Linked DNA regions of Homo sapiens: regions 1, 2 and 4 are each linked to region 3. Evidence: chromatin contacts called from ENCODE Hi-C or POLR2A ChIA-PET data. All regions are on one chromosome and are shown on one strand. The core of a region is the stretch at or near the end of the contact, and the rest is flanking DNA. Distances in the headings are between cores, read along the strand shown.

Region 1 (6,340 bases), core at 3,424-5,923, 2.2 Mb after region 3:
CAAGAGCACAAAAAGAAGGCAGAAAAATAAGAACTTTGTGAAAGACTCTGTGAAAGACTTTGTAAAGTAAATCTGAGTTCACTTCTTGGGCTAGTTTTAGAGGAAGAGTAAATTTCAATTAGTGGAGAAGAAGAGGAAGGAGGGGATGCCATAAAAAGGAAAACTATCAACAAATGTGGGAGGTTGAAAGGAAGTTTGAAGAACAGTGAGAACACCAGTTTGACTAGGACAGGAAAATTCTGTGGAAATAAAAGAGGCTCTAGGTTTGATTTTGGAGAAAATATCCAGCTGCTGAAGACTTTTGAGGCCAGAAGTTATATAACAAAATCTAAATTTTAGGAAGACTAATCTGGCAATGATGGAATTGATAACGAATGGCAAGCATGTAGGTCAGATAGAAACTTACTATAATGATTGCAGGTTACTGAGCCAGGTACATCTCGTGTATAAATCAATGTCAGCTGAAGTTACTAAATTTTATATATGTACCTTAAATATAGTATAGAACTTCTACATTGATTCCACAAAACTTGAACTTACAATTTTTTACTTTTCTTTCCTGTTTTCACCCTAGGTAACAACTTCTGGCTTAGAATTTTTATTTCACCATTCCTCACCCAATATTTGCATTAATAAGAAATCATCATCTCTATATATTAGTAAAAGCAATAAGATTATACGTCTTTACTTCATCAGAAGAGCATTTAAAGCAATTTAAAACAATTGCTTTATATCACACATAAGTTTCCCCCAAATTTCATATTTTATTTTCTAAGAGAAATAGTTCTTTCTTGCAGGCAGATTAGGCCTACAAATCCAAAACAAAATGAAAGGTAACTATCCAGTGAATCCGTAATGGTTAATTTAGATACTTCTTTAACAGGCTGGCTGCTATAAGCATCATGAAAGCAGAAACTTAACTTCGTGTATGTAAACTAGTGACATATAAATGTCTCTCTTCTGTTATAGAAAAAGGACTGAGCCAAGAAAGTTTTCAACGTTTCACAGATTAAGGTAGTCTTATTTGATTTCCTAAAAGAAGAGATAAAAAAGTTAATAAAATTTTTTAAAAAGGAAATTGAGATTACTGAAATAGTCACATTACATGTGCCTTACAGAATATTATGCCTGGTTTCTAATAAATCCGACTTTTGAAAAGGAATAGAGCAGTAGATACTAATTCAAAAAAAAAAAAAAGACTCGAGAAAAACTAATTCTGTTTGGGTCACCTAAAGAACAGCATACGTTTAGGGACATAGGATTAAGCAGAGGATGGTGTCTCCGTCTACGAGACAGCTGTGTCTCTGCTTCCATGAATTTCCATTTGAGTTTCAAAAGGCTGCCACTCAGTGACCTCTCCAGCAGTCAGTCCCCCTTCCTACCCCGAGAAGCACTGAGCCACGAACAGTTGATTGGCTCAGGGAGGTCAGACAACAGCCCTCAGTCTAACAGAGCAGTCCAGGAACAGATATTGGCCACTTGATAGGAAGAAAAGGATGTAAAGGAGTAAGGATGTAAAGGAAGGAACGGATGTAAAGGAGTGAGGCTGTAAAAAACAGAAAAGGATGTAAAGGAAGGTGGAGGGGAGAAGGGAGGAGGATGCACAGAAGTAACCAAGATAGAGGTCCAGAAGACACACCCACTCAAAGAGAGGAAACTTTGCTTGGAGGTTCTCAGCCAGGGAGAAGAGTTTTTTTGTTTTGTTTTGTTTTAAATTTAGGTAAACAAGGATACTGCTTTGAAACGGTCACTGGAGCCCAACTCATATGAACAATTTAGCAGCTTTATAACAACCCTGAGTGGGCAAGGACCTTTCATACATATTAACATTTAGAAAATGTAGTTTATTGAATAAATTCATTGAAAGATGTCATGTTTCCTAAAAACTGTACCTAATTTTAGGGTTCCTGCTTACAGTGATTCCAGTTCTACATGAGAGTTTTAATTGAAGGAGGATTAGGGGGGTGAGGGAGGTGCAGAACACAAATGAAATTTTTACAGCATGGAAATAAAAGTATTTTTAAATCTTCTTGGGGGTGAAGAGTTAGGCAAGAAGTAATACGTGGAAACTGTCAAGTGCTTCTCTACACATCCACCCACCAGATACCATCGCAGCCGGCTGGGGGAGTCTCCCTCTTCTTGCCTGACAGCTTCACTTTCTTTGAGATCTGGAGCTGGTGATCACACTGGCCCGTCATGGTATTTTCAGTTAACAAAGCAGTTACTCAACGGGGCAAAAAGCCACAAAGGAGCAGAGCAGCTGCTGCTGCACCCGTGATGCAAGTGCAGGATGAGCCCCGGGCCGCCACCGCCGCCTCGGCTCCTCCGTGACGTCCGGGAAGGGTATCCCCGGCACTCAGGAAGTGGTGGCCGCGGGCAGCTCCGCCCCCACGCGACTCGGGGCTGGCCGAGCTGCCGGGTGGTAGAACCGCCGGGCCTTCCGCAGGGCGGGCGGGGATCACCGTCTCCCCACCTCCGTGCGCACACACATGCACGGGCCTCGCGCCCCGCTGTCGCCCGCGCCTCGCCCTGCTCACTTCTCACAGCCCGCGCCGGACGAAGAGAGCCGCCAGCGCCCCCCCTCTCTCCCACGGCTCGCACCCACTCACCCCGACCCCCGGCGCCGAGCCCGGCCCCTCGTCGCCGGTCACCAGACCTGGTCGAACCGAGTCCAAGATGGCGACTCCGCCCCCGCCCCCTCCGCACTCCCGGCGGGGTCAGGGCGCCCCCTCACGCGGCGGGCTCGCGCCCGAGACCCGGCTAAAAATAGCCAGGCCCGACTATATTTGGTTCGGCCGGATCCTGGCGCGGCCGCGCGCTCCCCGCCCCGCCCCGCCCCGCCCCGCGCGCCCTGCCCCGCCCCGCGCGGCGTTGAATGGAGAAGGGGCGGGGGTGACCGAGGGGAACCTACTCCGCTATCTGCGGCGCGCGCCGGCGGCGGGTCCCGGCCAACCGCCGAATTTAGTAACATCGCCTGCGTCAATCACGCGCCTCGCGTGCGTCAGCGCCGCGCGGCTCCAGGTCCTGCTCCCCCCCTTCAAGCCTTTGAATGGATACAATGTAGCAGCGCCCTCCTTCCTTCCGAGGCTGGATTGGAACCCGCCGCAGTGCAGAGACTCGGTTGCTCTCGGCTGGGTCAACTTTCGGGGCATTCTCCCACGATCCTCTCCGCACCACCGTGTCTGAATTGGAAGTGGAGGCGAAGAAAGATATACATGCCATATTTACCTATATGTAGTTTGTTTTCAAGTTTCTGGTCCTAGCTCGAACCTTCTTCGATTCTGAAATGTGTGCTGTCTACAAAGGAATCTTGTATCTCCCCTCGGCGCAGCGCCCCCCGCCCCCGCCACACACACACAAATTGGGACAGGTCAAACATATAAAACGGTATTTGTGATTCAAGCGGACCACATGGGGACCACTCTATCTGCATTGTTTCACTCAAATATTTTCTCCTGTCCAAAAATTCATTTCTGAAAGAGACTGCGTTCACTCAGCAGCAACCTTTGGGACTAGGGGTCTTTAACTCTGATAAATTTTGTTTTCATCAAGAAATTTACACTTAAATTTATCATTTCCAGGAAGAAATTGCTCTCCTTCATACAGTCACCCAGGCTTTCGGCACACCATTTCATGACAAATGTGTCCGAGGAGACCAAAGCAAATCCCCTAGCGAGGGACTGACTAATAAGTCCTGTTGATTGATTTCGAAATGTTTAATTTGGGAGATGTGGGCGGAGGGCATCTACAACCATCAAAAAGTGAAAGTGCTAGTTGAGAGTTCCATTTCTGACCCGGTGCCGGGGAGGAGGAATGATTTGCAATAGTCAGACCCGCTCAGCTGTTCAACACGTGTGTGTTTGTTTTACACACAGAGTAGTTTCTGCTGCAGCGCGCGTGTGCATGATGGATGTGCACTTCGCTGGGTTATAACGTGTCCAGTTAAGAAACCCACGCCGTACGTGTAAAGAAATCAAACCTTATCCCCGGAACCATCTGCATCCCTGTGTGAAACACGCACCCAGTAAATGATGCGGGGAGGGGGGATTAGCCTGGGCGCAGAGGACCGGAGCAACGTAAACAGCTTTAGAACCTATGCAAGAGGAAAGTGCAGCTGCACCTCAGGGCGTCTTCGGGCTGGTGCCAGACGCCTTCTGCACCGGCTGCCAGGTCACTGGAGCTGGTCAGAAGCTGGCTGGCGGAGCCTTCCCTTTCGGAAGAGCTGTCCTCTCCCTTACCCCCCTCGCCCTGGCTCCGTGCCTCGGGGCAGCCTCGGAGGCGCGCCAGCAGCACTCCTCCAACTCTACTCCACCCGAGCCTGACAGCTGGGCGGTCCCGCCTGACCCGTGGGCAGGCCGCTGCACCCTCCCGCAGACGCACGCCCTGGCGAGCGGTTCCGCTGCAAAAAGAGAAGCCCCCAGGCCGGGGCCGGCCGTGCGGCGGAGTTTCCATTGTGCGGCCGTGCGACTGGCCGAGGAACGCGCGCGCGCGCGCGCGCACACGAACACACACACCCTCCCTCGCACACGCGGAACCGGCTGGGCCAGGGGAGGGAGGAGGAGGGTGACGTAGCGTCCCATGGCGTCACATTGACGTCTCGCATTCCAGGCACTCTATGGAGAGGCCGCTAGGGCTCCTGTGGCATAAATGACGTGCCGAGAGAGCGAGCGAACGCGCAGCCGGGAGAGCGGAGTCTCCTGCCTCCCGCCCCCCACCCCTCCAGCTCCTGCTCCTCCTCCGCTCCCCATACACAGACGCGCTCACACCCGCTCCCTCACTCGCACACACAGACACAAGCGCGCACACAGGCTCCGCACACACACTTCGCTCTCCCGCGCGCTCACACCCCTCTTGCCCTGAGCCCTTGCCGGTGCAGCGCGGCGCCGCAGCTGGACGCCCCTCCCGGGCTCACTTTGCAACGCTGACGGTGCCGGCAGTGGCCGTGGAGGTGGGAACAGCGGCGGCATCCTCCCCCCTGGTCACAGCCCAAGCCAGGACGCCCGCGGAACCTCTCGGCTGTGCTCTCCCATGAGTCGGGATCGCAGCATCCCCCACCAGCCGCTCACCGCCTCCGGGAGCCGCTGGGCTTGTACACCGCAGCCCTTCCGGGACAGCAGCTGTGACTCCCCCCCAGTGCAGATTTCGGGACAGCTCTCTAGAAACTCGCTCTAAAGACGGAACCGCCACAGCACTCAAGTACGTATGAGATTCGCCCAGTTAATAAGGGGACTTGCTAAAAAAGTTGGCTTGCTGGGAAGCGTCGCTCCTGAAATTGACAACTTTGAGTGTGGGGTTCCCTCCCCTGACCTTGCCGCCCGGCTCCGGCTTTGCTAGCCCAGCGGCCCGTAGGTTCTGATCTGAAACTTTTCCCCTGTAGTGGGCCCGCGGGGATCTCTGGAGCTCGTGGGATTCCTCCCCCCACTCGAAGAGGCGAAAAGCCTCTAACAAAGAGGAGGACCGGGATTTGTGCTATAGCGGCTCCAGCGATGTAATTCAGGGTATTTCGGCTCTAGTTGTCATGGTAATGATGCTCTCGGCGGCGGCGGCGGCGGCGGCAGCGGCAGCGGCAGGGAGTTGCAGCTCCGGTGATGAACGGCAGTAATTTTCCTGCCTTTTAAGTAGGATTGAAAATAGGAGCTCTGGTGGGTCCAAGTAAATGTTGCTAATGGTGGCACCGAGCTGGTTCTCTGGAAGGAAGCTTAGGAGGGAAGGGCCTAGGCAGCGACGGCCAGAGTTTGCAGACGCACTCGGAGGACCTCAGGAAAGAGGGCGTAATTGTAGGAATGTGGCTTATTGTATTGAAATGAGCCTGGGGTTCCACTAGGCACGTCTGCCTGTCGTCGCTGACATGCCGGTTTACACTTTTCCCTTAGGAGGTAAATCGGGTGTAATTGGCGACTCCCGCACACTGACACGTGTGGGGACGGTGTCCCTCTCCTCTGGACGTTGGCTCGGTGTGGGAAAGGCATGCTTTTTCACGGACAGAACTCGCGCTTTTGGAGAAGTTGCTCCGAGTGTTTTACTCTTAGTAGAAATGAAAGTTCTCGGTGGTGAGACGAGAGCGGTCATGCGAGCGCAGCCTGCGGAGACTGACTTCCAAAGGCACCTCTCCAACCTGTTGGAAGCCTCGGGGCAGTGGTGAGGAAGAACGCATTTGTCCCTTGATTTCCAAAAACGTTCTTGGAGATTGCCTTTTATTTATTTATGCGTCCGGATTCTCCAGAGGGAAGAGCTGCGAGGAGTTAGTAATCAGAAATGTCGGGCTGTGATCCCAGGGCCTTGTGGTGCTGGGAGAGAAGAACAGGGAGCCGTCATTCCATCGCGAGTCCAGTGCCGGATC
Region 2 (5,641 bases), core at 2,935-5,434, 2.1 Mb before region 3:
CAAATAAAAAGTTAAAGAAATAGCTGTGGAGTAGTGGAGGCTGCCTTTAGTTCTAGCTACTTCAGAGGCTGAAGTGTGAGGATCGCTTGAGCCCAGGAGTTGGGGGGTGCAGTGCACTGTGACTGTGTCACTGCACTCCAGCCTGGGCAATAGAATGAGACCCCACTTCAAAACAAAACAAAACCCAGAAAAACAAAACCTTCTATGTGACACACACACACACACACACACACACACACACACACAAAAGAAAGATAGATATGAGAGCTACTTGGTAGAGATATGAATTAAAAACAAACTCAATGCAAAAAAAAATAGGCATCTCTGTACTCACTCATATATGAGAGGTAAAAAAGATTAATCTGATGGACTTAGAGAGTAGAATGAGGGTTATCAGAGGCTGGGAAGAATGAGAGGGGAAATGAAGAGAGGTGGGTTAATGAGTACCAACATACAGTTAAGTAGAAAGAATACATTCTAGTGTTCCATAGCATAGTAGGGAGACTACAGTTAACAACAATACACTGTATATTTCAAAATAGCTAGAAGAGAAGATTTAGAATGTTCTCAACACAAAAAAATGATGAATGTGTTTGAGGTGATGGACATTCCAATTACCCTCATCTGATCATTACACATCATATGCTTATATCAAAACATCACATGTACACCACAAATATATACAGTATTATGTATCAATAATACTAATAAACTATAAAAATAATCATATGCATCTTCATCATATTCTGAAGTCCTTTTATATTAACAATAAAATAACAACCCCTCTGAACAAGACTCAAGAAAAATCATTATCTCAGGATCCTGAGACACAAAATAACGTTTTATACTTGGGTGGTGCTTTCCATTTGCAAAGCCCTTTGAGACCATATTCTTTACGTCTTTGGAAATATTTTGATCATTGCTGCTCCTCCATCAAGCTGGGGCCAGCTGTACCAGACAGGCAGTGAGAATGGAAACCGGAAGACCCCAGCATTGCCACTAGTGGCAGAGAGATCTAGGACAAGTCCCTGACACAGCTGAGCCTCAGCCACCTTTCCTGGTTGCTGAGGATAACAGGGATAACAAATGCTGTGATGAACCTCACAGGACTGTGAGAGCCTTAGCTGACAATGTGTGTGAAATTTCCCAGACCCTTACCCAAGAGCGGAGCAAGTGTCAGTTCACCCATGCCTTTGTCACAGAGCATTGTTTCACTGTCCTGATGTTACAGGGGAGGGGGCATAGCTGCAGAGTTTGGGTGGCTTGCCCAAGGTTGCCCACCTTATTAGTAAGAGGCAGAACTGACCCTTTAACCCAGAGTCCAACTACCCTGCGAGCCTCATGGTTTCTGAGCACCAGCTGAGAACATGAGTACAGCAGGAGGTAGCCTAGGAGTGCCAAATTCCACAGAGCACACTAGACAGGTTGAGCATCCCTAATCTGAAGGTCTCAAATGCTCCAAAACCTTCCTGAGTGCCAATATGATGCTCCAAGTGGAAAATTCCACATCTGACCTCATGTAATCAGTCACAGTCAAAACAGGCTCACAACCATGAAGATGACATGTTACAACTGCACAAAAAGTTAACTATAGCAGACCTGGTAAAAATGTGTGATGGGCTTATTGAAAACTAACGCATCGTGCATTCACAACCAAACAGGAAATCATGTCAATTCATAAAATCAAAGAGAGACGTCTTAAGACAGAAACTATTGTTAATGAGGCCGGTGATGCTGGAGGAAACATTCTGAAAAGCCATCCAGCAGATGTCTCCTCGCCCCTACACAACCCACTCCCTGATCCTTCAACTGCTTCTGATGTTTCTTCTCACCTAAAAAAATAAAACATGGTGTACAGTAACCTCTCAGTGAAAACACAGCATTGCAGGTGGAGACCGGAAGCTGCTGTTGTTTAGCCACTGATGCAGGTATCTGGTGATGCTATTGTGCTGCTTGGGTACCCTGAACACATTATTTTTTTCACTGCATTAATGGAATGTCGTGGTTTTTTTACTGGTAAGTACGTAGGTGTGAATTAGTTTAAGAAAATGATTGCTTATCGGCAGCATATAAATTTTAAGTCAGGAAGGATGGGAATGCCACACAACCAGATTGTCCACATGGGTGGCTGAGATAGTGACATCTTTGCTTTCAGACAGTTCAATATACACCAACATTGTTTCAGGCACACAATTATCTTAAAATATCGTATAAAATTCCCTTCAGGCTAGATGCATAAAGTAGTTGAAACATAAACAAATTTCATGTTTAGAGTTGGGTCCCATCCTCAAGCTTTCTCATCATGCTTATGTGTGAATATCACCCCCCCTTAAAAAAATCCAAAATCCCATACACTTCTGGTCCCAAACATTTTGTATAAGGGATACTCAACCTGTATTACGCTCACAGCTAGAATTTTAGAATGCGTGAAATATGACAATAATCCGTATTTTTATTTAAAGTACAACCATGTTGCATCAAAGACTTTTCTCAGCCAGTGAGGAGATGCATTTTTTTCAGTAGGGCTCCCTGGGTCACAGTGGACAGGCCTCATTTTCCTTCTGGTCCCCAGAGAGTCCTGTCTTAGAGGGGGCAGATGAAGGCACACAGAGAACATGCAGCCCTAAGCCTCTTTACCTGCAAATTCTGCCATCTTATTCTCCAGAAATCCAAGGCTTAAGCCAATTCTTTGAAAGGCAAAAGAAGCATCACTTCTGCAAATAAGTTTTTGATCAAGCTCTGCTGATCCTCTCATCCCCAAATCAAGCCAGGCTTAACTTTCCAAAGTGAAGAAAGGCTAGCTAGCTCAGGTGGGATGCCAGCTGACCCAGAGGCCCATACTTCTAGGCCAATATGATTCCAATCCACTGTAGACAAGAGATGTTTCCCTCATCACGCTTCCCTGCTGTGCCCCTCCTCAGCACAGCCTTCTGCACAGAGCTTAAGAAACTTCTGTGTCATTCACACAAAAACCTTTTAGCAAAAGCTTATTGTGATCCACATAAAGATGATCTGAGGGACCAACCGAAGTTATTTTCCACAAAATTCAAGTCCTGCCCATGCACCTCCGTATGTGAGGGACGCAGAGGGGCACCAGGGGCATGGCACACCAAGTGTGCTGAATGAATAAATGAATGCGCAGTCTCAATACAGAGCCTTGGGAACAGGCAGTCATCTGTATAAGTTATTAATTCCCCCCAAAGCCTCAAAAAGTCAATCAGTCAAAACAAATGACCCTTTCAGCCTGAAAAGTACCCACTCAGAGTCCAATTAGGAAAATAGGGTCTGTGTATATGCAAGCGTTGCATTTGCATTTGATTAATCCCATGAATTATCTAACAGCCTCTAGAGAGATTTTCTTTTTCTTTTAGTTGCTCAGGTCCTCCTTTCAATGTTGCATTTACTTACTGTGAGGCCGAAAAAGTACAAATCTCTAAGCGGGTGTAACTGCAAAATTATTAGCACTGCCTCTTTTTTATAATCGAAAAACAAAAAAAAAAGAAAATTCAGTAATGTGAGCAATTGGCTGAAAATTCACGGGCTGTGAATTTTAGTCCTCTCCCACCCATCTCTTTTATTCAGGAGGAGCCAACCGCTGTCCAAGTTTCTGGGCCGTTTTTTTCCTTATGAGATTGTGCCCCTGCGTGTTGCCATGGGAAAAACGCTACAATCAGCCCAAAGAGAATGTGCCTTCATGAAGTGAGCCCAGTGAGAGGTCAACCACCAAAGCATAACGAGAAAAGGACACCCCCACCTGCCCACGGAACCGCACGGGACCGCACGGGGCATGTGGCAGGCTGGGCGCAGGTAGTGCGCAGGCGCTCGCGCGGGGTTCTGCAACGCGCATGCGCCGGAAGCAAGCTTCCCCGCCCCCACCAGCTGCTGGCAGTGCCATCTGTTATCAGCCTTGCCCAGGCTGCTCCCTCTGAATGGCTTTCCCTGACGCAGACCTGCTCGCCCTGTCAGATGCAATCAGGTCAGCCCGGCACTCTGCCCACGCTGGACCTGCTGCCTGTCGCAGCTCCCACCAGCTCCCAAGGAGCCACGAGTTCCCGAGACGACGCTGCATCTGCCAGGAGGCCCCTTCTTCATTGGTTACTTGCCACACTGGCAAATGAGGGCTGTGCACCGCGCCACCTGAGACAGGCCCAAGAACGTTGCTGACTTCCTGCAGAGCACAGGCGGAAATGTCTTCCATCCGGAACAGCGTACTTTCCAAGCTGGGAACTGTCCCAGGTTCTACCACAACCTCAGGTGCAACCAGGCCGCTCAAGCGCAACAGGCAGGCAGATGCACACCCAGGTCCCGTCGCTCTGCAGGAAGTGGGCGGGCCCAGAGGTGTGATGACGAGCGCGCGCTGGCTCAGAGGCCACACTCCAGCAGCAGCAGGCAGCAGAACCCAGGAACCAACACAGCGTGTTTTCATCAAGCTTAGTTGAAACCTCCTGAAGTCTTCATTAAAAAAATAGAAACAGAAAGAAACCCAACAACAACAACAAAACCCAAGTGCTTCCACGGCAGGCTCTCCATCACAGCACTCAAGGCATTGCATAACATTAACCCCAGTTTCCTTCTCTCAGCTTCTGTGGGGCTGACATCACCTCTCAGCTCTGAACAGTCTTCTTGCCATTATCCAGCCTGGGCCTCTCTTCATTGGCCTCCCACTTGAGCCGACATGGGGGAGAAGACAATGCGAGTCTCCACCTTCGCACGCAGGCTCCCTGGCCTCCGGTGAATACCACGCTGGCCTCATTTATCTCCTGCACTGTTCCTTCCCTCTGCATCTGTGCAGGGAGACTCACGTCACTGGGGGCCACTTTCATGATTTTGTTGCCATCAGGATTAGCTGGATTAGGGGCCAGTACATAAGGACCCCCTGGTGCCGTGAGGAAGTTTCATCACCGGGTCAGCATGGTGTGAACTATATTCTGTCAACACCACCACTTCTTATAGCCACCAACCAAAAAACGGAAGGGTGGAGGTGGGGGCGTGGCAGAGAAAATACCTCAAGTGCAAAATGTATAAACTCATCATAGCAATAAATTCCCGCATCATGCATTTCAAAGTATGTGAGCCATTCAAGACTATCCTTTCAAACAAGAAACCCATGTGATTCTTTTTTTTTTTTTAAATCTATAAAGAATTTGGTGGGTCTGACAGTGGAGGTAGGGGGAGTAAGTATAGGTAGGCGAGTAAGTATAGCTACCCAGAGGAAGAACAAAAAGCCCACAAAAGCTTTTTTTAGCCCCTTTCTAAAGCTAGTCAAGCAGTTTGGGAAGAGTTGCACTGCTGAAACCTTATATTTTGTTCAAGGCTAACACCTCCAGAACGGTTAGTTCCTCCTCTTCTAAAGGACCAATGCTATCCCATCCAGCAAGGATATCCCCCCATCTAATGTGAAATAAGACAATGTGGGCAGGAGAGTGGTGGAGGGAATGGTGTGGGGGGTAAAAGGATGGGTGGGAAGAAAAACAAAACAGAACTTTTAACTCCTTTTAAAACTTCAATGACTGAATTTTTTCCTCCCAGGGAATCATTTACCTACCTCCATCCCGGCCCCACTCATCTGGACCCTGCATGAAGTACACACACGATTTCTACAGAAAGTAATGGGATTTCTGCAAGTGTGTGTGAGTGTGTG
Region 3 (6,022 bases), core at 1,790-4,289:
TATGTACATACTCTGAATTATTATTATTTGTGGCACCTCTGCTATGTGCCGGGCCCATGGAATAGTCCTGGGAATGCAGCTATGAATGAAACAGTTGAAGTACCTGCTCTCTTGGAGCTTATATTCTGGTAAGGAGAGACATTAAGTAAGTAATAAACAAACAAACAAACAAACAAACAAATCATGAAAATACCAGCTAGGGATAACGGCCCCTGCTTCTCAGTTTCCTTTGCTGGATCTTCCTTATTACCCCAACCTCTAAATGTTGAACCACTCTATCTATACTTACCCTACAGGTGATCTCATCTACTTCCAAGGACTTAAAACTATATTTGCCTCAAAATAATTGAGAGAGAGGAGGTAATATCAATGAAACCAGATTACCCATGAATTAAGAATTACTGAAGTTGATGATGAGTACATGGGGTTTCATCATAAATTTTCCCTACTTCTGTAAATATTTGAAAATTACATGAGAAAAGAAAAAAGGGAAACATAAAGGAAATTTTCTGTTTAGAATACTATATAATAAATGACTCCATATTTATATCTTCAACCTGGGCCTTTCTCCCAAACTACAAATTCATATACCCCACTGTGTGTGAATTTTACACTGTGTGTGAAGCCAGCTAGCTTCAGCTTCAAATACAACTGTTCAAAACCAAACTTTCGTCTTCCCCAGTCTTCCTTATCTGAGTAAAAGACAATTTTATTCTTCCTGTTATTCAGACAAAAAAAACTTTGGGATGATTCCTGACTCCTTATTTTCTCACACTATCATTCACTTGTTCAGAAAATACTTTTTTTTGAGACGGTTTTCGTTCTGTCACCAGGCTGGAGTGCAGTGGGGTGATCTCGGCTCACTGCAACCTCCGCCTCCCAGGTTCAAGCGATTCTCCTGCCTCAGCCTCCCGAGTAGCTGGGAGTACAGCTGCACGCCACCACACGCAGCTAATTTTTGTATTTTTTTTTTTAGTAGAGACAGGGTTTCACCATGTTGGCCAGGATGGTCTCAATCTCCAGACCTTGTGATCCACCCACCTCGGACTCCCAAAGTGCTAGGATTACAGGGGTGAGCCACCATGCCTGGCCAGCTTTGCTTTTGAAGTACAATCCAATCAGATCACTTTGCACCACCATCTTTACTACCACCCTAGTTCAAGCTACTATCATTTGCAGCTAGAATTACTGCAAAAGCTGAACTATCTTCCTCCTTTGGGAGCATGAGAAGTAACTATTAAAAAAATAAGTCAGACTGGCCCTGCACAGAGGCTCATGCCTGTAATCTCAGCACTTTGGGAGGCCAGGAGTTCAAGACCAGCCTGGCCAACATGGCGAAACCCCATCTCTACTAAAAATATACAAATTAGCCTGGTGTGGTGGCGCATGTCTGTAATTGCCGCTACTTGGGTGGCTAAGGCACAAGAATTGCCTGAACCTAAAAGGCAGAGGTTACAACGAGCCAAGACCGTGCCACTGCACTCCAGCCTGGGCAACAGAGCGAGACCCTGTCTCAAAAAAAAAAAATCATACTCCAATGACTTCTCAATTCACTTGGATAATGTCCAAAGTCCTCACAGAGCACCTTCCCCCTACCTCTCTGATCTCATCTACCACTCTCCCGTTGCTCACTACCTATGATGGCACTATTTGTGGGTATTCCTGAATGGGTCGTTAGAATATATCAGCGCCAAGAGAGCAGGGGTTTTCCTTTGTTCACCTCTACATCCTCAGCATTCAGAACTCTGCCTGGCACCTAGGAGGTGCTAAATGCTAATAAATATAATATTCGTTGAATGAAATAAAACAGTGATTGGGTAACCAAAGAAGGCCTCACTAAGGACCTGACATTTGAGCTGAGACCTAAGTGACCAAGAGCCAGCCACGCAGATTTAGAACCAGAGACCTTCAGGTAAAGGAAATAGTATAAGTTCCTAAAATAAGAACAAGCTTGACTTATTGTAAGAACAGAAAGAGTGGTTGGAGTACAGTGAGGAGAAGTAGAACCCCACAGGCCATGGCATGGAGTGTGCAATGGAAAGTCGTAGGAGACTTTTTTTTTTTGACACGGTCTCACTTTGTTGCCCAGGCTGGAGTGCAGTGTGCGATCACCGCTCACTGCATTCTCGACCTCCTGGGCTCAAGGGATCCTCCCACCTCGGCCCCCAACCCTCCCCTCGAGTAACTGGGACTACAGGCGCCAAACACTAGGCTCAGCTAATTTTTTTTTTTTTCCTGTAAAGACGGTGTTCGCCTTGTTGCCCAGGTGGGTCTTGAACTCCTAGGCTCAAGCGGATCCGCCCGCGTCGGCCTCCCATAAGTGTTAGGATTACAAGCGTTAGCTACCCCGCCCGGCCGTCATAGGAGACTTTTAAACAAAGCAGTAACACGATCTGATTCTGGATTTGTGTTGAAAGCAGAGCAGGCAGGGTTTACAGATAATTGTTATGTAAAAAGAGGGAAAAGAGCTAAGAAAGACTCTAAATTTTTGGATTAAGCGGCCGACGGATGACGTCATTTACTGAAATGGGTAAGACCGAAGGAGAATTAGGCCGGGAGAGTGAAATTTCAGATGGCCATGGACAAAGCAGATAAGCCAGTATGGTGCTCATAAAGACATCAGGGGAGGGGACGCTCACACACAGGCATATAGGTACCCAATAACCCTTGAAAACAGATTACTAAAACAATCATTTGTTCCTTCCTAAGCAAACAACTTAAGGAAAATGACGGCCAGCCGGCAAGCCCGGAGCCGCACGCTCGCGTCAGGGCCGGCCTTTCCATACCAAGGGGCGGCACGTGCGGCACCGCCTCCCGCCCAGGCCCCACCCCGCATGCCGAGCTTGGCCCAACCTCTCCTCCCACTTTTCCCAAGGCGGCAAAAGCCGGAAAGTGGGAGTAGATGAGCACATACCCGCCAGTCCTGATCCTTTCTAAGGTCTCTCTTCCCTGCACTGTCTCCGCCTAGCAATTGTCACTGCTCACCGCCCTCGAGCCTATTCCCCCGCCGCGTATTTGGGTAGAAAAGCTCGCTCGTGACGTCACCAAGCTCCGGAAGTCTCCTGGCGTCGGCGCAAGGGCCGCCGGGAAAACCATTGAGAGGCCACCGGGAAACCATTGAGAAGCCCCGGAGGACCGGCCTGAGCGGAGGCGGAGACTAGAGCGGCCGCCGGCACGACCCGCCTTCAGGCGTACGACGACCGCGGCCCGGGGGCTCTGAGTGGCCAAAGCGGCGGCACTTTCTGCGTGGCCCCGGAAGGACATAGAGCGGAAGGCGGGAGAAAGAAGTAGCCGGCAGGCGGAGGCAGCCCGAGGGGGCGGTTGCATGTGTGCCAGACGTTCGTAGCCCACTGAGCTTCCTCACGCCGGCTGTCGCAGCGCCTAGCCCCACCCGGCGGCCTCTCCTGCGCTTCCGGGGCCGTGGCGAGCTAGTGCGCCTGCGTGCCGGCCCATCCGCGCGCCTTGCAGCTGTCCTTGCGTCGGCCAGCGGCCAGACAGTTCCTGCAGCGCTTACCGCCTGGCCTCTCGGTTCCGCGGCGCACCGGAGGGCAGCATGTCGCGGCGGCGGCACAGCGACGAGAACGACGGTGAGTGCCTGCGGCCCGGCCACGGAGGCCGCTCCCGGTTGGGAGCCGAGGCTCGGCGTCTTTGGGTGTCCACGGAAGAGACTGGAAGCTCTTCTCCCCGGGAACGTGCGGGGAGCCGCGGAGGGAAAGAGGAGAATATGGTGGCGGTGTGGTCGGGCGGCTTCTAGAAAGCGACTTCTCCCCCGCCCCAGTTCTTTGAGTCAAGGGCCGATCCTCGGGAAAGAAGGCCTGGTGAACCCCATGGGTAGACCCTTGGTCTCTAAGGATGCTTCAGAATTTCGTCCGTAAAACCACGGAGCAGGGAAGCACACCTGTGTCTGTGCTGCCGCCTCTTAGGGACCCACTGGTCCTAGTGTCTCGTTTTAACCTTCAAAGCTGCACCTGAAAAGGGCTCGGAAGAATTCACTGAAGGAAAGGACTGAGAGATCTCATGAGTTGCAGTCTGAACTCTGTTCCGGTAGTGGTTATCCGTTGATTTCACTTCTTTCAAGCTGCAGGGAAAGAATATTGTCTTACCTGCGCCCAAGAGGTCCCTAATAAACAGACACAGGTTACTGCAGATTTTGAACTGGCCGTAAGCGCATTTCCCTTGTGTGAGAGAGAGTGCTAGAAAACTAACTTCAGGCCTCTGAGAGAGTTAGAACAGGGGTTCCCATCTCCGTTTGGATGATTGTGCTCGTGGAGATCAGTGTTGCCTTCATAAAGATGGAATAATTCTAGTTTTAACAACAACAAAAAAAAGATGCTTATATTACACATAAGCCTTACAATCGGTCAAAAACACAAATCCACACACCAAAAAAGTAAAACTTAGAGTAATTCTATTGTTAACATTTTAGTGTATTGTTTTTTGAAGAGAGTGTATAGTAGTGGTTAAGAGATGAGACTTTGGAACCAGAGGGTTTAGGTTCAAAGCCAGACCCTACCATTTACTTGGTGATCTTGTCCAGGTTATGAAATCTCCTTAAACTTTAGTCTGTAATACAGAAGTAATGATATTTATATCTTCTGGTTTTTGTGAAGGTTAAATGAGGTAATACACATCAGCAACAATGATGTTTTATCATTTGCCAACGCTTAAGAGGCGGTAAACGTTAGCAGATGCTGTCAATGTAAGAAAAAAACCCATAACAGACATTTTAAATTGAGTAAATTTTATCTACTAACGTTTGTCTCTCCTTGAGTGTTGTGGCAGTTGAGGTGGAGGCAGAATCGCATGCATTTAGTTTTAATAGTGAAACACCAGATTTCTACGAAGGAATGGCTTGAGAGGATATTCTAGTCCAGCTTTCTATCTGACACCTAAGGGTCTAGAGACTGAGCATAACTAAGATGGAGGGACAGCTGTCAGTTCCCAAACACCAGCAAGAGCGAATCCAGTCCGGGGCTCTCTTCACTACACAGGTATAAATTAAATAACTATGCTGCGTGCTTTGATTTCTAACACGAGGTTTCTTGTGTAACCTCTGTACAAGGCACAGAAAATACAATTCCCTCCCTTTTTTTTTTTTTTCTGAGACGGAGTGTCATTCTTTGTCAGGCTGGAGTGCAGTGGCGCGATCTCGGCTTACTGCAACCTCCGCCTCTCAGGCTCAAGTGATCCTCCCACCTCAGCCTCCTAAGTAACTGGGACCACAGGCGCGGGCCACCACGCCCGGCTAATTTTTTTTTTGTTTTTGTATTTTTTGTAGAGACGGGGTTTCGCCACGTTGCCCAGGCTGATCTTGAACTCCTGAGCTCAGGTGATCCACCCGCCTCGGCCTTCCAAAGTGCCGGGATTACAGATGTGAGCTACTGCGCCCGCCGATAATACAATTTTCATATGCTTTGTAATTGACTAGTCAAAAACTAATATACTTCTCAAGTCATTACTTGGGGGCTGGAGAACTTGAGTCTTTTGTTCTTTTCTTTGTTGTTCTAATGCTTCCTTTTTCTCACTTAGAGGTAATCCCTAAAGAGAGAGGAAATGTCATTGTAGGGCATCCTAGAGAATTGGAATGCTAATATGTAGAAAAATAACTTTTGCTTTGGTTATTGGGAGACTTACATAACTTTCTTGGAGTTGGCTTGTTTTTAACACCAGCTGGCAGCCAAATCACTGTCCATTTGGGTCTTGCCGCGAGAACCTCAGAGTAAATAAGACAAGTAAAACAAAGCATTCATTAAGCAAAGGTTTTTATGGTTGATATTTTAGTGTGGGAGAGGCAGATACAATTCATGTTTGATAATACAGCAAATCTGAAATTTTTGTCAGTTGCCACAATTTGGATAACGATCGCTGGAGTTTACCCTACACAGTGATCTGAATCAGATTATTTTGGATGCTTTCCTTTTAGTTAAAAATCTATTTTTTAAAAAATAAATCTTAGAAGCTTAAGGATTATAGAAGGCTATTTTAAAATAGGGTAGGAATTATTACAGTCAGAATTAAATAG
Region 4 (6,235 bases), core at 1,976-4,475, 2.8 Mb after region 3:
AAGGGACCCTCCAGCATTTGAAAAAGGGACAAGTCACATGGATGAGTTCTTTATGGTTTTCTTTTCCTAGACTCTGTGTAGACGCTGCCCTTCTGTTAACACTTTCTACAAAGAAACTGTAATAGCTTTATTATTGATAAAATAGCTCACATTTATTGAGTGTTTTCTCTGTGTTTTCAAGAAACCTATTTAATTTGATGTAAGTGATCCAAAGTAAAAAAAAAAAAAAAAAAAAGAAAAAGAAGTCAGTTGTCCAAGGTAGCATGCAGAACTAAGTCAGGGATCAAGGAGAGAGCTGGGAAGGCAGCCACCATATTGCAGGCCTGAGTAGTTACCCTGCCCCATTAGTTTTTAAGATAGTCTGCTCTCTTTGTTTGAGGAGAGACACATGACTAAATTTGAGTTTCCCATGTCTCCTTAGCAGTACACCTACATGTGGCTCATGTCAATCACCATTATTTATTTATTTATTACAGCATTAATTTTTTTATTTTTAAAATTTTATCTGTTTATTTATTTTGAGACCAGGTTATGAGACTGGCTAATTTTTGTATTTTTGGTAGAGATGGGGTTTTGCCACGTTGCCCAGGCTGGTCTTGAACTCCTGGGCTCAAGCGATCCACATGCTCCAGCCTCCCAAAGTGCTGGGATTACAGGCATGAGCCACAATCTTCATTATTTAAATCAATAAAATAACACTGATCATTTGCTGAAGTTAAGACTAGAAGCTTTTATCTACCCAGCCAGGTAGGCATCATATTCCCATCTTAGAAATGAGAAAACTGGCCGGGCATGGTGGCTCATGCCTGTAATCCCAGCACTTTGGGAGGCAGAGGCGGGCGGATCACGAGGTCAGGAGATCGAGACCATACTGGCTAACATGGTGAAACCCCGTCTCTACTAAAAATACAAAAAAAATTAGCCAGGCGTGGTGGCAGGCGCCTGTAGTCCCAGCTACTCGGGAGGCTGAGGCAGGAGAATGGCGTGAACCCGGGAGGTGGAGCTTGCAGTGAGCCGAGATTGCGCCACCACTGCACTCCAGCCTGGGTGACAAAGCGAGACTCCGTCTCAAAAAAAAAAAAAAAAATGAAATGAGAAAACTGAGATTCAGGAGCTTAACTTAGTTCACGTTTATCTAGTGCTTTTTCCACACTGTATCACTTTATCAATCAAATTTCCAATCTGAATTGACCTTCCAATGTCACACCCCAATAGTTTTCCCTTGACCGTATCTGCATGTAAGAAGGGAATCTTCATGGACTTATAATATGGCACTAAGTGGAAAACAAGTGTAAATGATGTACAGCCTTGGCTTTCGGTGTGGTATCATAGCTTGTTTGCTAGCACATTGTAGCAACTCCCCTGGTATAATTTTAGTTTCCAGGCTCTCTGGACAATTTCAAGGCCTCCTGGACATCAGACAAATTATTGTTAAAATAATGAATGAGATGCCTGTAATCCCAGCACTTTGGGAGACTGAGGTGGGCAGATCACTTGAGGTCAGGAGTTCGAGACCAGCCTGGCCAACATGGCGAAATCCTGTCTCTACTAAAATTACAAAAATTATCCAGGAGTGGTGGCACATGCCTATAGTCCCAGCTACTTGGGAGGCTGAGGCAGGAGAATTGCTTGAACCCGGGAAGCGGAGGTTGCAGTGAGCCAAGATTGCACCATTGCACTCCAGCAGACTCTGTCTCAAAAAAAAAAAAAAAAAAAGAAAAGAAAAAGAATGAGGACCAGTATAGCTCTTAGTTTAGGGTCTTTATTTTTATTGGTGCTTCTGCCCTGGATTGTTTTTTGAGGGAAGAAAGAAAGGGTTGCGTGATTCTTTGTACATAGTGAAAACCTAGATCAGTTTTTACTTTAGGGCTATGGATAGTGGGAGTTGGGAGGGCAAGCAATAGTCTCAAAAATGTTCAAGGAATTAAAACACAAAAACGGAAAATTGCAAGTGTTGACAAGGTTGTGGAAACTTGGAACCCTCAAACATTGGTGATGGGAATGTAAAATGATTCATTCAGCTGCTGTGGAAAACTTTTTGGCAGTTCCTGGAAAAGTTAAACATAGAATTACCCTATGACCCAGAAAGTCCACTCCTAGGTATGTATCCAAAAGAACTGGGAACAGGTACTCAAATATGTGTACAGGCATGTTCAGAGCAGCACTATTCACAATAGCCAAAAGGTGGAAGTAACCCAAATATCTATCAAGGGATGAATGAATAAACAAATTATAATATACACATACAATGGGATATTAATCAGCCATAAAAAGGAATGAAGTACTGATCCACGCCTCAACATGGATGAATCTTAAATACAGGCTAAGTCAAAGAAACGACACAAAAGGCCGCATATTGTATGGTTGCATTTATATGAAATACCCAGAAAAAAGTAAACTCACAGAGATAGAAAATAGCTGAGTCGTTGCCAGGGTCTGGAGGAAGGAGGGACTGGGGAATTACTGCTTAATGGAGTATGGATGTTTCAGAACTAGATAGAAGTGGTTGCTCAACATTATGAATGTAATAAATGCCACCAAATCGTTCGCTTTTAAGTGGTTTATGTTATGCGAATTTCACCTCAAAAAAAAAAAAAGTTAAAAAGCCTTCTCTGCCTTTCTCTGGGGTTGGAGTCTTCCCAATGGATCCAGGGCAAAAGAAACATCCAGCCACTCTGTTTGCGGGAGGAGCAAAGGGTGGCTTGTCCCGACAGTTTGAGCTGTTGTGCATGCATTTACACACGCATTAATTCCAAATGAGTCAGCACAGTGTCCGAGACAGGTCCTGGGCTCCAGTGAGCACAGTCGCTCTCCTGGGGGAGGCACGTTCCACAAATTAACAGAAGTTCTGATAAACTCAGCATAGGGGGATTCGCTGTCCCAAGTATCAAGGAGTCCTAAAAGAAAAGGGCCTATTTCAGTCGGGGGACCTGGACTGAACTAACTCGTGTTCATGGCCGCCAAATCCCGTGTGACAAATGTATTCTTTTGTTGTTCATAGAAATAAAACAGTTTTTCGGGCCGCTTCAGGAGCTCCTCTGCAAAGGTGGGGAAAAAAGGCAACTAAATCAGCACGAGGACGTCAGCCCGAGGATGTCAGGAGCGGGGTCGGTGCGGACGGGCAGGTGGGCGGGGGGGCACCCCGCGCCCCGCCCCAGTCCCCTGGAGGCCGGCGGCCGCAGCTCGGGGAAGTGGGGACTGGCGCGGGGCCGCGCTCCCGCCCTCCTCGGCGGCGCCGACGGACCGGCAGGCGGCGGGCGGTCCGCGAGGGGGCGGCGGCGTCCGGGCTTTGTGGCCGCGGCGCGCGCGGCGGGGCCTGGCCGGCCGGGGGCGCGCCGCCGCCGCCGCCGCCGCCCGGCGTTCGGGAGCCCGCGGCCCTCCCGGCCGCCCTGCTTGCGAGAGGAGCCCAGGCCGCCCGCCCTCGCGCCTCGCCGGCCCCTCCCCCGGTCGCCGCGGCTGCCGCGCCGCCGCTGCAGGTAGGAGGCTCCCCTTCCGGGCGGGCCGCAGCCGGGCGGGGGCGGGGGTGGGGGGCGCGGGCCGGGCGTAGAGGGGGCCGGGGGCCGGCATGGAGGGTTTTCGGGCCGAGCCGCTGCGACCCCGGCCTTGCAGGCTGGGCGCCGGGCGGCCGCCTCTGCGCGCCGCGATGGGACTCGGTGAGTAGGGCCGGCCTGCTGCCTACAAAGCCCCGGGGCGCGGGCCTCTGGGGTACTCAGTGGCGCGCCCACGGCTGGGAGCGGGGTGGGCTTTGGACTCCCGGGCTCGGGGAGCTGCTCGGGGGGAATCCAGGTGACCTGCAGTACCGCGGTCTTCCCATCCCGGCGTCCCCACTGTGTGCTGATCACTGTGCTCGGCGCTTTTCCATACTTGTCTCCTTTAAGACCTCCAGTGCCCCGCCCGTCCAGAGTGTAACGGGAGGGATCCCTCACTTGCAGGATGAAGGCCGAGCATCACATCCTTGCTTGACTGACCTTGGGAAAGCTCCTTTACTCCGAGCCGGGGCTACTGTTTCTGTAAATTAGAGGCGGGGGTCGGGGGGGCGTGGTATAATATCTACCCTCAGGTACTATTGTGAAAGATAATGTATGTAAATGATAACAGCTAAATTTTGAGCACTCTGTATGTACCAGGCCCTAGGTACTAAACAGTTGGCATGAATTATCATTGAATCATCACCCTGGCGCTGTGAGGTAGTTACTGTAAATTGCATGAATAATCTTTATTTAGGAGTACGAAACAGTGAAGAATTTAGTCTCCCTATTCCGATTCAGGAGGTTGGGTATTTCTTAGGCGTGATAACATTTAACATTACAGACGTTCCTGCAGTATCGAGGAGAGTAGTTATAGGATGCAGGGATATATTTGTCATACATTTAAAACTGGAGGTAGGATAATATCAGGGCCAGAGAGTGTGCCTTTCAGCATGTCAGAGCAGATGATTGTATTCCAAGGAAATTGCTGAATATTAATTAAAAAACATAGTTTCTGAGTTAGGATTGAGGATGGCTGTGGGAGTCCAGGGCCAGAGAGAGACATGGGATGGACAAGGGGGAGAAGAAGGATTCTGAAGTCCTGGAGGAAGATGTAGAGGAAGGCACCAGGGTTCACCATCCCTCCCCTGCAGCATTGCTGGGCCAGATTTCATCCCTCCCGTAGAGACCCGGGCTAGGGGACAAAGGCTGCTGGGGCAGGGGGTGGGGAGGGATGTTATAGGTTGTCTCTTTTTACTCCCAGGCCGCCAAAAATATTCAGATTGATGGAGGGTCAGGTGATTGGGCCTCCTAAAATGCCATTATCCCTTCTCACAAAATTCTTGTGTTTCAGGGCATGGGGATGCTTGCCAGCCCTAATGGTTGATGAGATGCTTAAAATACAAAGGTCTCACTGATATAATGGAAGAGTGCATTTTCAACACCATTCACTGGGTTAGAGAAGTAATGGGCCTGAGGAGATTATTTTGGGTTTAGAATGGGGAGAACTAAAAAGGCTTTGGATCCTGAAGAAGGAAGAGAGGCAGGAAGGGCCCAGGCACTGCACCTGTGGGGAAAGGCAGGAGAAGAAGGAGCTGAGGACTTCACCCCACCATCTGCAGAATACCCAACAGGCTGTTCAGTTCTCAGCTACCAAGGGGGCACCCTTTCCTCTCCCAGTTGGTGATGATTTGTTAACGTATTGTGGAAGATCAAGGGCTGGACTCAGGCACTCCTGTCCTGAGTGAGTAGGAAAGACGTCTGGGAGAAGGGTGGTTTATTTTGTTTTTAACCAGGCATTGAAGCAGAGAGTAGGTGGGTACGTAGCGATGGTGAAGGTAGGGAACATCATGCATACTTGGAAGAGCAATTGCTTTGGAGAGATAGACAGTTTGGGGTTTGAATCCTAGCTCTGCCATTTCTTAGCTTTGTACATTTTTTGTGAGGATAAAATAATGTTTTTTCACATATCTGGCGTGCAGTTCAACAAGCACTAGTACCGTATTCCCTGTCCGTGATAACATTCATTCAACAAATGTCTGCTGAGCACCAGTCATGTGCTGAGTCATATGTTACATCCTGGGGATACAGCGATGAGTCAGAAATTATGTATTCCCCTAGGAATTTCCCAGTCCAGTGTGGGAGATGGACGCAAAGAGCAAATTGCAAAAAATATGGGAAGTGCTACAGTACAGTCATGTACAACTGTCAGTGAGCTCATAGAAGAGTAACTCATTCTGAGCCAGTGGGAACTCAGGGCCAATCTATATCTAACAAGGTGAGTATGAGACCTTATGACACAGGTTTTTGTTTTTTGTTTTTGTTTTTTTTTTGGGGGGGGACAGTCTCGCTCTGTTGCCCAGGCTGGAGTGCAGTGGCATGATCTCGGCTCACTGCAGTCTCCACCTCTTGGGTTCAAGCGATTCTCTTGTCTCAGCCTCCCAAGTAGCTGAGATTACAGGCACCTACCACCACGCCCAGCTAATTTTTGTAGTTTTAGTAGAGGTGGGGTTTCACCATGTTGGCCAGGCTGGTCTCAAACTCCTGACCTCAGGTGATCTGCCCACCTTGGCCTCCCAAGGTATTGGGATTATAGGCGTGAGCCACCGTGCCCAGCTATGACACAGGTTTTGAATGCTCCTTTACCACCTAACTTTGATCTCTTTTACCTTTGTCTTATCTTTGCCCTGCTAGTCTCTCCTCTCTCTCTCAAAAAAAAAAAAAAAAAAATCTAGTTGCAGTGTGTGTGTAATTTGTAAGCTGCTTCA

Evidence for each region. Hi-C counts contacts between places; a loop is a spot of excess contacts on that map. ChIA-PET counts read pairs that join two places held with the same protein, here RNA polymerase II (POLR2A). Pooled maps may share reads with other maps.
Region 1: a loop to region 3 is called in a map of CD8-positive, alpha-beta T cell, with 18 times the contacts of the local background. The contact joins the promoter of NR4A3 here to the promoter of TSTD2 in region 3. A Hi-C loop is called at or near these places in 2 of 168 maps with a recorded cell type or tissue (CD8-positive, alpha-beta T cell and naive thymus-derived CD4-positive, alpha-beta T cell) and 15 of 50 pooled maps.
Region 2: a pooled map shows a loop between it and region 3 (2.8-fold over the local background). The contact joins the enhancer-like site here to the promoter of TSTD2 in region 3. A Hi-C loop is called at or near these places in 5 of 37 single-sample maps with no recorded cell type and 6 of 50 pooled maps. POLR2A ChIA-PET finds 5 or more read pairs at or near these places in 1 of 52 experiments (common myeloid progenitor, CD34-positive).
Region 4: a loop to region 3 is called in a pooled map, with 6 times the contacts of the local background. The contact joins the promoter of MSANTD3 here to the promoter of TSTD2 in region 3. A Hi-C loop is called at or near these places in 6 of 50 pooled maps. POLR2A ChIA-PET finds 5 or more read pairs at or near these places in 2 of 52 experiments (A673 and HEK293).

The regions. Positions count from the first base shown.
Region 1 is chr9:99,817,212-99,823,551 of GRCh38, forward strand. NR4A3 (nuclear receptor subfamily 4 group A member 3) reads left to right here and starts at 4,674. Exons shown (of 8, transcript NM_006981.4): 1 at 4,674-5,196. It overlaps LOC101928438 (a long non-coding RNA gene), which reads right to left and starts at 2,678. Exons shown (of 7, transcript NR_109802.1): 1 at 2,610-2,678. RefSeq lists enhancers at 1,802-2,395, 2,396-2,989, 5,392-5,904 and silencers at 2,337-2,886, 4,768-4,817.
Region 2 is chr9:95,490,312-95,495,952 of GRCh38, forward strand. All of the region lies in intron 2 of PTCH1 (patched 1), which reads right to left. Among named protein-coding and RNA genes, the nearest start is that of PTCH1, 16 kb to the right of the region's middle. RefSeq lists enhancers at 3,368-4,109, 4,036-4,125, 4,110-4,849, 4,186-4,235, 4,286-4,505 and 1 more. Within about 2 kb of position 4,185, at least 16 of the 41 ENCODE cell types and tissues checked have a DNase peak (open chromatin) inside an H3K27ac peak, as active enhancers do.
Region 3 is chr9:97,630,329-97,636,350 of GRCh38, forward strand. It overlaps TSTD2 (thiosulfate sulfurtransferase like domain containing 2), which reads right to left and starts at 3,040. Exons shown (of 10, transcript NM_139246.5): 1 at 2,915-3,040. It overlaps NCBP1 (nuclear cap binding protein subunit 1), which reads left to right and starts at 3,493. Exons shown (of 23, transcript NM_002486.5): 1 at 3,493-3,587. The coding sequence starts at 3,554. RefSeq lists enhancers at 2,961-3,290, 3,059-3,353, 3,518-4,353, 3,911-3,990.
Region 4 is chr9:100,423,918-100,430,152 of GRCh38, forward strand. MSANTD3 (Myb/SANT DNA binding domain containing 3) reads left to right here and starts at 3,226. Exons shown (of 3, transcript NM_080655.3): 1 at 3,226-3,476. RefSeq lists silencers at 3,063-3,292, 3,333-3,562, 3,603-3,722.